Linked DNA regions of Homo sapiens: region 1 is linked to region 2. A link is a contact called in ENCODE Hi-C or POLR2A ChIA-PET data. All regions are on one chromosome and are shown on one strand. Each heading gives the region's core, a stretch centred on a gene start or an enhancer-like site at or near the end of the contact. The rest is flanking DNA. Distances are from core to core; before and after follow the strand shown. Region 1 holds the start of TNFSF9 (TNF superfamily member 9). Region 2 holds the start of HSD11B1L (hydroxysteroid 11-beta dehydrogenase 1 like).

Region 1 (5,470 bases), core at 2,290-4,789, 850 kb after region 2:
TTCTGCAATTTTTTTTTTTTTTTGAGATAGAGTCTCACTTTGTCACCCAGGCTGGAGTGCAGTGGCACGATCTCGGCTCACTGCAACCTCCGCCTCCCGGGTTCAAGGATTCTCTTGCCTCAACCTCCCGAGTAACTGGGATTATAGGCATCTGCCATCACGCCTGGCTAATTTTAGTATTTTTAGTAGAGATGGGGTTCACCATGTTAGTCAGGCTGGTCTTGAACTCCTGACCTCAGGTGATCCACCTGCCTCAGCCTCCCAGAGTGCTGGGATTACAGGCGTGAGCCACTGCGCCCGGCCTTCTTCTGCAAATTTATCTATGGCAAACTTCTGTATTTTAGCCGCCATCCACCACATTATTCATAGTTGAGGGGATTCACCAACGAGTAGGTCTTAGGGGTGGTGGAAATCTAAGGAAACTCACCTTTCCGTTCTGCTGGCTTGTAATTTTTTTTTTTTGGTTTACGAACAATTGCTCAAGTGTGACTACAGTGAAGTTTCAGGAGACAGTGAAAACAGAGGCTGGTTCAGTTTGTCATCTTGACCCGGAAGGGATGGTGTAAAGGGAGACATGAGTGGTGAGAAAGTGTCTGGCAGTTGCGGTTCTGGGGAAAGAATGTTCCAGGCCGAGGAATAGCAGATGCGAAGGAAAAACGTGGGCACAAGTGGCATTCTCAAACTTGCGGGGCCGTCGGAATCTTCTGGAGGACACCCCCTCTGAGAGTTTCCGGAGGTTTAGGCGGGGTGCTAGAATTTGCATAGCTAATTGATAGTGGCCCTGTTGCTGGGTCGGGCCTCACACGTGGAGTACCCAAACCGTATATAGGAAGTGTTTAGCATTTGGTAATGCTCCTTCAACACTAGCCAGTAACATTACTGTTTTCTCTGCAATCCCCCAGGGAGGCCCAATACAGGATCAGACACAGTGCTGACCTGGAAGATACTTGTTCTGTTGAATGAGAAGTCTACCTTATGACTGGGCACGGTAACGCATGACTGGCATCACAGTGCTGAGAGGCCAAGACAGGAGCATTGCTTGAGTCCAGGAGTTTGAGACCAGCTGAGCAACATAGCAAGACCCTGTCTCTATAAAAAGTAAAAAATTAAAAAAAAAAATTGGTAGGCATGGTGGTATGTGCCTGTAGTTCCAGCTATTCAGGAGTCTAAGACAGGAGGATGGCTTGAACCCAGGATTGGAGGCTGCAGTGGGCTATGATCGTGCCACTGCACTCCAGCTTGGGCGACAGAGCAAGACCTTGTATCTGAAAGCAAAACAAAAGTCCCTTTATTTTATGGGCTGTTGACTTCTGCTAGCAGAGGGATGAAAGGCGTGGTCTACCCTCCCATCTCCCATGGGGCTGGGAGATGGGAAGGGAGTTGGCCATTGTGGACCCACACTGGTCTGGGCAGACCAGGACTTCAACACCAGCCAAGGGCTTTCCCCGGGTCACGTCCCTCTCCATCTGGGAGTGCTTCCTCTTTTGGGGCCAAGTTTTCACCGCTTCTTGGCCCATCCTCCCAGCCCCGGATTGGCCGCCTCCAGCAGGCCAGAGCAGATGGGAAATGTGTTTCCTCCAACTCGCTCAACACTGTCCCTTTCTTGCAAGGGGAATTTCTCCACCTGGACTCTCCGAGCTTCTGCTTGTAGGGTCCCGAGGGGCTCCTGCCGGGAACCATCCAGTGGGTGGGTGGGGGCAGGCCAGGGAAGGCCCAGGGGTCCCGGGGAAGGTGGCCAGGAGGGCTGAGCATGACACTCAGGGTTCCACTGGGGGGTTGGGGATCAGGGGGCAGATGCTCCAGGAGTGAGGGTGGTTGAGGCTTGGCTGAAGCCTGACCCTTCTTAGGAAGTGCTGGATGTGGGGGAACCCGGGGGAGTCCTAGTGATGGGGGGCTAGGGGGTGCTGAGAGGAGGGGAAGGAGACAAAGAGAGACTAAAGAAGGAAAAGGAGAGAGACAGGGAGAGACAGAGAGTCAGAGAGAGACAGAGGGAATCAGAGACAGAGAGAAACAGGGAGAGAGACAGAAAGAGTGAGAGCCAGAGACATACAGAGACAGGGAGAGACACAGAGATGCATAAAGAGAGGGAGTCAGAGATGGAGAGAGACAGAGATAACGGAGCCAGAGATAGGGAGAGTCAGAGACAGAGAGAAAGAAACACACAGACTGACACAGATAAAAGAGCCAGAGACAGGGAGAGGCAGAGACAAAGAGAGATACAGAGACAGAGATAACAGAGCCAGAGACAGAGAGACAGAGACAGAGATAACAGAGCCAGAGACAGGGAGAGAGTGTCAGAGACAGAGACAGACACAGAGATAACAGAGCCAGAGATAGGGAGAGTCAGAGACAGAGAGAAAGAGACACAAGACAGACATAGATAAAAGAGCCAGAGACAGGGAGAGGCAGAGACAAAGAGAGATACAGAGACAGAGATAGCAGAGCCAGAGACAGGGAGAGAGTGTCAGAGACAGAGAGACAGACACAGAGATAACAGAGCCAGAGATAGGGAGAGTCAGAGACAGAGAGAAAGAGACAGACAGACATAGATAAAAGAGCCAGAGACAGGGAGAGAGACACAGAGACAGAGACATAGAGACAGAGATAACAGAGCCAGAGACAGAGTCAGAGACAGAGACAGAGAGAGCCAGACACAGAGACAGAGAGAGAGAGTCACAGCCAGAGACAGCGACAGAGATAACAGAAGCAGAGAGAGGGAGAAAGATAACAGAGCCAGAGACAGTCAGAGACAGAGATAGAGAGACAGAGATAACAGAGCCAGAGACAGATACAGAGACAGAGATAACGGAGCCAGAGATAGGGAGAGAGAGTCAGAGACAGAGAGAGATATATAGACAGAGATAACAGAGCCAGACATGGGGAGAGAGAGTCAGAGGCAGAGAGAGAGAAGACAGATAGAGAGACAGAGCCAGTGATAACAGAGCCAGAGACAGGGAGAGAGAGTCAGAGAGAGATACAATGAGAGACAGAGATAACAGCCAGAGACAGAGTTAGACAGAGAGATACAGAGACAGAGATAACAGAGCCAGAGACAGGGAGAGAGAATTAGAGACAGAGATAGAGAGAGACAGAGACAGAGATAATACAGGCACAGAGGCACGCATAGACATAAATTGGCAGAGAGAGAGAAAGATCTCTTTCCACCCACTGCAGAGGCAATCAACAGAGACAGAGAAAGACGTTAACGGGGAGACACAGAGAGCAAAGGAGACTGAGTCAGCAAGAGACCCACAGAGATACCGGGAAAGAGCGGCAGAGAGGGAGAACCAGGGCGATGGAGAGACAGCAGGGAGAAAGGAACCTGGAGCCGAGCTTGGAAGGCCGGAAACGGAAAGGAGAGCGAAAAGCGGAGAGAGATCCGAGTGGAGAAAATTCCGCAGAGTCACGGGGACGAGGGGAAAGGCTCTGGGCTGGGAAGGGGCGTGGCCGCGGGCGGAGGGGCGTGGCCGCGGGCGGAGGGGCGTGGCCTCCTTTTGTAGCCAAGCAGCTATAAAAAGCGGCGCGCTGTGTCTTCCCGCAGTCTCTCGTCATGGAATACGCCTCTGACGCTTCACTGGACCCCGAAGCCCCGTGGCCTCCCGCGCCCCGCGCTCGCGCCTGCCGCGTACTGCCTTGGGCCCTGGTCGCGGGGCTGCTGCTGCTGCTGCTGCTCGCTGCCGCCTGCGCCGTCTTCCTCGCCTGCCCCTGGGCCGTGTCCGGGGCTCGCGCCTCGCCCGGCTCCGCGGCCAGCCCGAGACTCCGCGAGGGTCCCGAGCTTTCGCCCGACGATCCCGCCGGCCTCTTGGACCTGCGGCAGGTGAGACGTGCCCCGACCCTCGGTAGCTGGTCTCGCGGGAGACCCCTACCGCCCCTCTGGGACTCCCTTCTCCCTCCCGCACCCCCAGGGACACCTGTTCTACACTCCCGGCCGGGGAGAGGAGACCCACCGGGGCTCCCATTCTCCATCTAGCACCGAGGCCGGGGGGGCACACCTTTCATCCCGCACCCCTACGACACCTCATCTGTACCCCAGGCCGGGGGCGGGGAGGAGACCGCCCAACAGTTCTTTTTGGACCCCCCAAGGGTCTCCTTCTTCTAGTCCGGGGGGCACCCCTTTCATCCTGCGCCCGCTACGAGACCCTATCTGTATCCCGGGAGGGGGAGAGGAGACCCCCACAAGTTCTTTTTGGACCTCCAAGGGCTCTCCTTCTCCGTCTTGCACGGGAGGGCACCCCTTTCATTCCGCATCCCGAGACCCCATCAGCACCCCAGGCCAGGAGGAGGAGACCCCCACAGTCCTCAACCCCTCAGGGATACGTCTTCTGCACCCCGGGTCGGAGAAAGGCTGGCTTCCCTCCATGTGGCAGTGGGTGGGGGCACCCCTCTTCATTCCGCATTCCCAAGGCACCCCATCTGCACCCTGGACGGGGGACCCTCCGCGGTTCTCCAACCCTCGACGGCTTCCTTTCTCTATGTAGGACTTAGGACATTGAGGGCACCTCTTTTTACCCCGCACCCCCACAAGCTCTGCATCTCTGGGGGGAACCTTTTTTCCATCCCCGATCCGAGGGGGGCACTTCCTCTTTATCTGGGACCGCCAAGGAGACCCCCAGTTCCTTTGCTAACTCCCAAAGAGCCTTATCCCCAACATCTGAGGTACCCCTCTCCCTTTCAAGACCCCCAGGGGAATACCCCCAAGGGGGCTGGAAAGAAGAGGGATCGCTTTTCCCTCCTGAATTCTTGGAGATCTGTCCTTGGGGCAGGTTGAGCCACCAGCTTCGTGTGTGTGTGTGTGTGTGTGTGTGTGTGTGTTCGTGTTTGTGTGGGTGTTTGTGTTCGTGTGTGTGTGTTCGTGTGGGGGTGCGTATGTGTGTGTGTTCGTGGGTGTGTTTGTGTTCGTGTGGGTGTGTGTTCGTGTGGGTGTTTGTGTTTGTTCGTTCGTGTGGGTGTTTGTGTTCATGTGGGTGTGTTTGGATATTTGTGTTCGTGTGTGTCTGTGTGTGTTCGTGTGGGTGTTTGTGTGTGTTTGTGTTTGCGTTCGTGTGTGTGTTCGTGTTTGTTCGTGTGTCTGTGTGTTAATGTGGGTGTTCGTGTGTGTGTTCGTTTGTGTTTGTGTTCGTGTGTTTGTGTGTTTGTGTGTGTGTGTGTGCGGTCTCTGTTCTTTAGTTGGGAGGGAAGGGAAGCGTAGGCTTCAGGTCGGCACAGACTCTGGGGACCCTGACAGCTGAAGTGAGTGGGGACAGAACCTCCATTTTCTAGGGGAACCCCCATCCACTTTCCTCCTTTCTACTTTTAACAGGGCATGTTTGCGCAGCTGGTGGCCCAAAATGGTAAGTATCCTCCGCCACTTCCGGTCCCTGGCCCCCCACCATCCCCACCCCGGGATACGAAGAAGGGGGAACCTGGAGAGTGAGGCTCTGCCGCACACTGGCTTTGACCCTTGACCGCTGCTGTCTCTGAAAGCTGCTAC
Region 2 (5,304 bases), core at 15-2,514:
CCTGCGGGCAGGGACGGGAGGAGCAGAAGCTCAGCGGACACTGACAGCCACCCTCAGGGGCCAAGGCCCACGGGGAGAGTGAGACCCTCCTGAGGGCTCACCGTCCACAGGGTGACACTCTGTAGTGCAGCACCGTCGACCCAGACCCCTATTATATACAGCACTCGTTTTACAACGTGCAAGGCAGGGCGGCTGGACGCCACTTGAACTGATGAACTGAAACCCAGAGGGGGAGAGTGGGTCACTCAAAGTCCCACAGTGAGCAGGGGCAGTGAAGACGTAAGATCTTGACCTTCTAGAAGCCTTCCAGCCCTGGAGAAACCAAGTGTCCCTGGGCGCCTCCTGCCCGCTGTCACTCGCAGCTCCGAGCACGCATTCACTTCTCATCCACGCCAGCGGCAGGATTCACCGGCATTCCCACCTCACAGAGAAGACAACTGAGGCTCGGAGGCGGAGGCTGACACCGCGAACTGAACGCCAAGGGCTCGCTGGGAAGCAGGAGGGAGGGGATTGGCGACCTCGGGAAGCCCCGCCCCTCTGAAGCCTCAGTTTCCCTATCTGGCCCATAGGCGGGGAACGAAGGGGAAGTGACTCTAAGGGAAGCGAAGAGCAGATCGGGACCAGACTGGAGACAGGGATGCCCACAAAAATGGACTTTTTCGGGGACTCGGGTCCCCTCCGGCGCCCCCACGCACCTCATCAGCGACCACACCCGGGCCACCATGGTCGCTCGGATCCACGCGCAAGGACACTCGGCTCGCCCGCCGCTTCCTGTCGCGGCGCCGCAGAGGCCTCTGGAAGGTGTAGTCTTTCTTGCCCGACGCAAGGTCCTCTGGGAGTCGTGGTGTCTTGCGGCTCTGAGACTCCAGAGAAGGGCTGCGGTCTCGCAGCGGAGGGCCGCTGGGAAATGGACGCTTTAAGGCCCGGGCCGCCGCAAGGCTGTCTGGGAAATGTAGTCAGCACGGCGCTGTTTGCACCTGGCCGCGGAGCCTCCTGGGAAATGTAGTTCGGCCCGGCCCTGGCACCGTGAGGGGAAAGAGGCGTCAGGTGCCTGGCTGAAGCCTGAAGGTGACCCGAAAACAAGTCAGAGCCCGAGAGATCCACCCGCGCCCGCGCGGGGGACCAAGGGCCCGGATTTAAGAAGAGTGTGCCTACAAGGCGGTTGTCACGGCAACGAGAGGGCGGGATTGTTCGAGCGCTGCGGCCCCCTCACGTGATCGATTCGGAGGCGGGGCGTCCGCCCAGTGGGCGGGGCCGGGCCCCTGCTGGGAGGCGAAGACCAGGCGGGCACTGTTGCCCGGCGACGCTCCGGCGCTGGGTCCCCGAGGCCCGGCCCCTCCCCGGGAGGAGGTGGGCTTCGAGTCACGTGACCCGTGCCCTACGGGAGGGGGTGCGGTCGGGGACCCGGCAGGAGGCGGCCGAGAAGAGAGGACCGTGGGGGCGTTCGCGTGGCTCCCAGCCCGGGACCCCACCCCCGCTGGACAGTGGGGGAAACTGAGGCCTGAGCGGGTGAGTGCACGGTTTAGGGGTGCGCAGAGGGTCACACGCCCGCTTTGTTCAGAGGGGAAGCTAAGGCCCGCCGAGGTCAAGAAGGGGCCGATGCGTTCTGCAGGGCTTCCCCCCATTTCTCCCGCATTTCGGCCGGGCTGCTTCAACCGTTCATCTGCCCATCCATCCATCTGTCCCCCACCCGTCTATCCATCTGGCCATCCACCCATCTATCCTTCCATCTATCCATCCACACTTCCGTTCATCCATCTGTCCGCCCATCCATTCATCCATCTGCTCCCCCCATCCTTCCACTCATCCATCTGTCCACCCATCCATCTATTTATCTGGCCACCCACTCATCTATCCGTCCATCCATCCATCCATCCATCCATCCATCCATGCATCCGTCCGTCCATCCATCCATCCATCCATCCATCCATTTATGTGTTCCCATTTATCCATTCATACATCCATCCACTCATCCATCTATCCACCCATACATCTCTCCGTCCATCATCCATCCATCCACCCATCCATCTATTCATCTGGCCATCCACCCATCCATCCTTCTATCTATGCATCCATACATGCATCTGTCCATCTATCCATTCATCCATCCACCCATCCGTCCACCCGTCAGTCCATCTGGTCCCACTTCCCCCTGCCGGGCTGCTGCAGTCAGTGTAGAGCTGGGGGTGGAAAGAGGGATGAGCAGAGGAGCTTCATGGGCTGTCCCTGGAAGGGGAAAAGGTGGAAGCTCGTTTCTTGCTGTGGGCATGCCTGGTGTGTCTGGGAAAGGTGAGGAGTTCATTATTTTGAGAACTGAACGATTCATAGATGGGGCCGTGGGAGAGAAGGATAGACAGGTAGTCAGGGGCTATACCTGCAGGGCCTCATGGGGTGCAGTGAGGAGCCTGGTTTCCATCAGTTGCAGTGGGGACCCCTGAGAGGGTTTGGAGCAGGAAGGGCCATGGCCATGTTGCTTTTGACACAGACGCCTTTGGCTGCATTGACAGAAGAGGCAGGGAGAGAATGAGTATGGACATGGGGAAGCCAGTGTGGAGGTGGGGGAGACCAAATCGGAGATGGAAGGGAGGCCAAAGGAAAGATGGGGGTGGTCAGGCCCGGGGTAGGGTCTAGGAGGGAGGTGACAATCTGGGAGTCCTGGAGAGAGAGAGGAAGGGACAGCTGGGGAGAGACTGGAGAGGGAGAACTGATAAGATCTGAAAACCATGAGCTCGTGGGGGTGAAAGGATAGAAGGAGGTGAGGACAATACCTGGGTCTCCCATTTAGGGACAGGGGATAGTGGGGCTATTTCTGTGATGGTGAGCTGGGAAGAGAAGCAGGTATGGGGTGACATGCTGAGCCTGGATTGGGTCCTGCTGGTTCTAAGGGGCCTGGAGGTTGTCAGGAGGAGACACCCAGAAGACAGCAGAGGCAAAGAACCTAGGGCTGGACCTACAGATGGGAGATTTAGGGACTCCTCAATGATCCGCTCCATCTGGTCTGTCTCAGCTTCCTGGTTCTGGAAGTCCCCTTCCCCTTGTCCCATTGACTTTTTTTTTTTTTTTTTTTTTTTTTTAGACAGAGTCTCACTCTGTTGCCCAGGCTGGAATGCAGTGGGGCGATCTCAGCTCACTGCAATCTCCACCCCGCTGGGTTCAAGCAATTCTCCTGCCTCAGCAGGAGACCCCATCTCTACAAAAAATACGATGATTAGTTGGGCGTGCTGGTGCACCCACTTGTAGTCCTAGCTGCTCCATTGGCTGGGATCACAGGCATGTGCCAGCATGCCCAGCTAATTTAGTATTTTTAGTAGAGACTGGGTTTCTCCATGTTGGTCAGGCTGGTCTCGAACTCCCAGCCTCAAGTGATCCGCCCACCTCGGCCTCCCAAAATGCTGGGATTACAAAGTGTAATCCCAGCCTGTGCAACAAGAGTGAAACTCAGTCTCAAAAAAAAAAAAAAAAAAAAAGAACCTGGACTGTTTCTCTCTTTCACCTTCTCCCTGGAATTAGTGAATCAGCTCCCATAGCTGAAATCATAAATCATATCTTCATCTGGATGACGCAGGCACCTCTGTCTCCAACCCAGCCCCATGTGTCAAATGCCTTCTGGGTGTCTCCAGAGAGCGAGCTGTCTCTTGGCTTCCTCACCTCTCGCCTCCCACGTGCCTCATATCACTCCATGATCAATCTGGTACCTATTGAGCACCTACTGTGTACCTGGCACAGTTTTGGGCCCTGAAGACCCAATAGGGAACAAAGTAGAAGATTTCCATTTCCTTCCTGCCCTTATGGAGCTGATGGTCTACAGGGAGAGAAGGATGGTGGAACGAGTAACAAATGGTCCTTGGGCTGGGCACGGTGGTTCACACCTGTAATCCCAGCACTTTGGGAGGCTGAGGCGGGAGGATCACTTGAGCCCAGGAGTTCAAAATCAGCCTGGGCAGCATAGTGAGACCCCATCCCTACAAAAAATACGATGATTAGTTGGGTGTGCTGGTGCGCCCACCTGTAGTCCCAGCTGCTCCATTGGCTGAGGCAAGAGGATTGCTTGAGCCCAAGAGGTCCAGGCTGCAGTGAGCTATGGTCGCACCACTGCACTCCAGCCTGAGCAACAGAGTGAGACTCTGCCTCAAAAATAAAAAAAAATAAAAATAAAAAAATAAATAATAAAAAAAGGAGGCCCTCACTTGAAGGAGGTCACTGTTCTTTTTTTGTTTGTTTGTTTGTTTTTGATACGGAGTTTCGCTCTTGTTGCCTAGGCTGGAGTGCAATGGCAAATCTCGGCACACTACAACTTCTGCCTCCCAGGTTCAAGCGATTCTCCTGCCTCAGCCTCCCAAATATCTGGATTACAGGCATGTGCGTGCCTCAGCCCCCTGAGTAGCTGGGATTACAGGCGCCTGCCACCGCGCCCGGCTAATTTTTGTATTTTTAATAGAGATGGGGTTTCACCATGTTGGCCAGGCTGGTCTCGAACTCCTGATCTCAAGTGATTTGCCCGCCTCAGCCTCCCAAAGTGCTGGGATTCCAGGCATGAGCCACCACATCCAGCTGAAGGAGGTCACTTTTGCACTGAGACTTGAAAGAAGTGAGAGAGCAAGCCATTGGGTTATATCCGGGAACAGCATTCTAGGCAGTAGGAACAGCCCACGAGAAGGCCCTGAGGCAGGATAGTGACTGGCTGGTTTCAAGGAACAGCGAAGGGTCTGTTTTAGTGGAGCGGAGTGAGCAAGGAGGACAGGTCCACACAGGGCGTTTGTAGCCACCAAGGAGTCTGGTTTTTATTCTAACTGGAACAGGAAGGATTTTCAGTCCAGGAGAGGCAAGGTGTGCAGATGGAGAGGGCTGAGAAGGGTGGAGGGGGAGGGTGCAGGTGCGGTGGTTCATGGAGCCGCGGTGGTTCATGGAGCCACCGTGGTGGCCTGGACAGGTGGTGGCTGTGGAGGTGGATAGGAAGGCGTGGATCCAAGGCGGTGGCATCACCAAACACCCACCAAACACGGGTGGCTGTGGGCCAGGCCTGTGCCGGCCACCTCTGTCCCCTGTCCCTCTGCAGGCCCACACAGGACCATGAAGGTGCTTCTCCTCACAGGGCTGGGGGCCCTGTTCTTCGCCTATTATTGGGATGACAACTTCGACCCAGGTGAGCACCTGGGGTTGAGGGAGGGAGAAACCGGGCCAGCTGTCCTGTCCTCCGCCCAGAGTGACCACCCCGGCTATGGCCAGCCAGCCTCCAGGGAGCGCGAGTGCTGCTGACAGGGGCCAACGCTGGTGTTGGTGAGGAGCTGGCCTATCACTACGCGC

Evidence for each region. Hi-C counts contacts between places; a loop is a spot of excess contacts on that map. ChIA-PET counts read pairs that join two places held with the same protein, here RNA polymerase II (POLR2A). Pooled maps may share reads with other maps.
Region 1: a map with no recorded cell type shows a loop between it and region 2 (5-fold over the local background). The contact joins the promoter of TNFSF9 here to the promoter of HSD11B1L in region 2. A Hi-C loop is called at or near these places in 2 of 37 single-sample maps with no recorded cell type and 2 of 50 pooled maps. POLR2A ChIA-PET finds 5 or more read pairs at or near these places in 2 of 52 experiments (A673 and GM10248).

Annotation. Positions count from the first base shown.
Region 1 is chr19:6,527,487-6,532,956 of GRCh38, forward strand. TNFSF9 (TNF superfamily member 9) reads left to right here and starts at 3,540. Exons shown (of 3, transcript NM_003811.4): 1 at 3,540-3,817; 2 at 5,300-5,330. The coding sequence starts at 3,551. RefSeq lists enhancers at 528-757, 1,188-1,447, 4,218-4,317, 4,919-5,419, 5,420-5,470 and silencers at 3,368-3,597, 3,738-3,807.
Region 2 is chr19:5,679,763-5,685,066 of GRCh38, forward strand. It overlaps HSD11B1L (hydroxysteroid 11-beta dehydrogenase 1 like), which reads left to right and starts at 1,265. Exons shown (of 8, transcript NM_198706.3): 1 at 1,265-1,509; 2 at 5,057-5,143; 3 at 5,227-5,304. The coding sequence starts at 5,071. MICOS13 (mitochondrial contact site and cristae organizing system subunit 13) reads right to left here and starts at 754. Exons shown (of 4, transcript NM_205767.3): 1 at 696-754; 2 at 1. The coding sequence starts at 724. RefSeq lists enhancers at 363-472, 503-582, 603-702, 713-1,182 and a silencer at 1,233-1,442.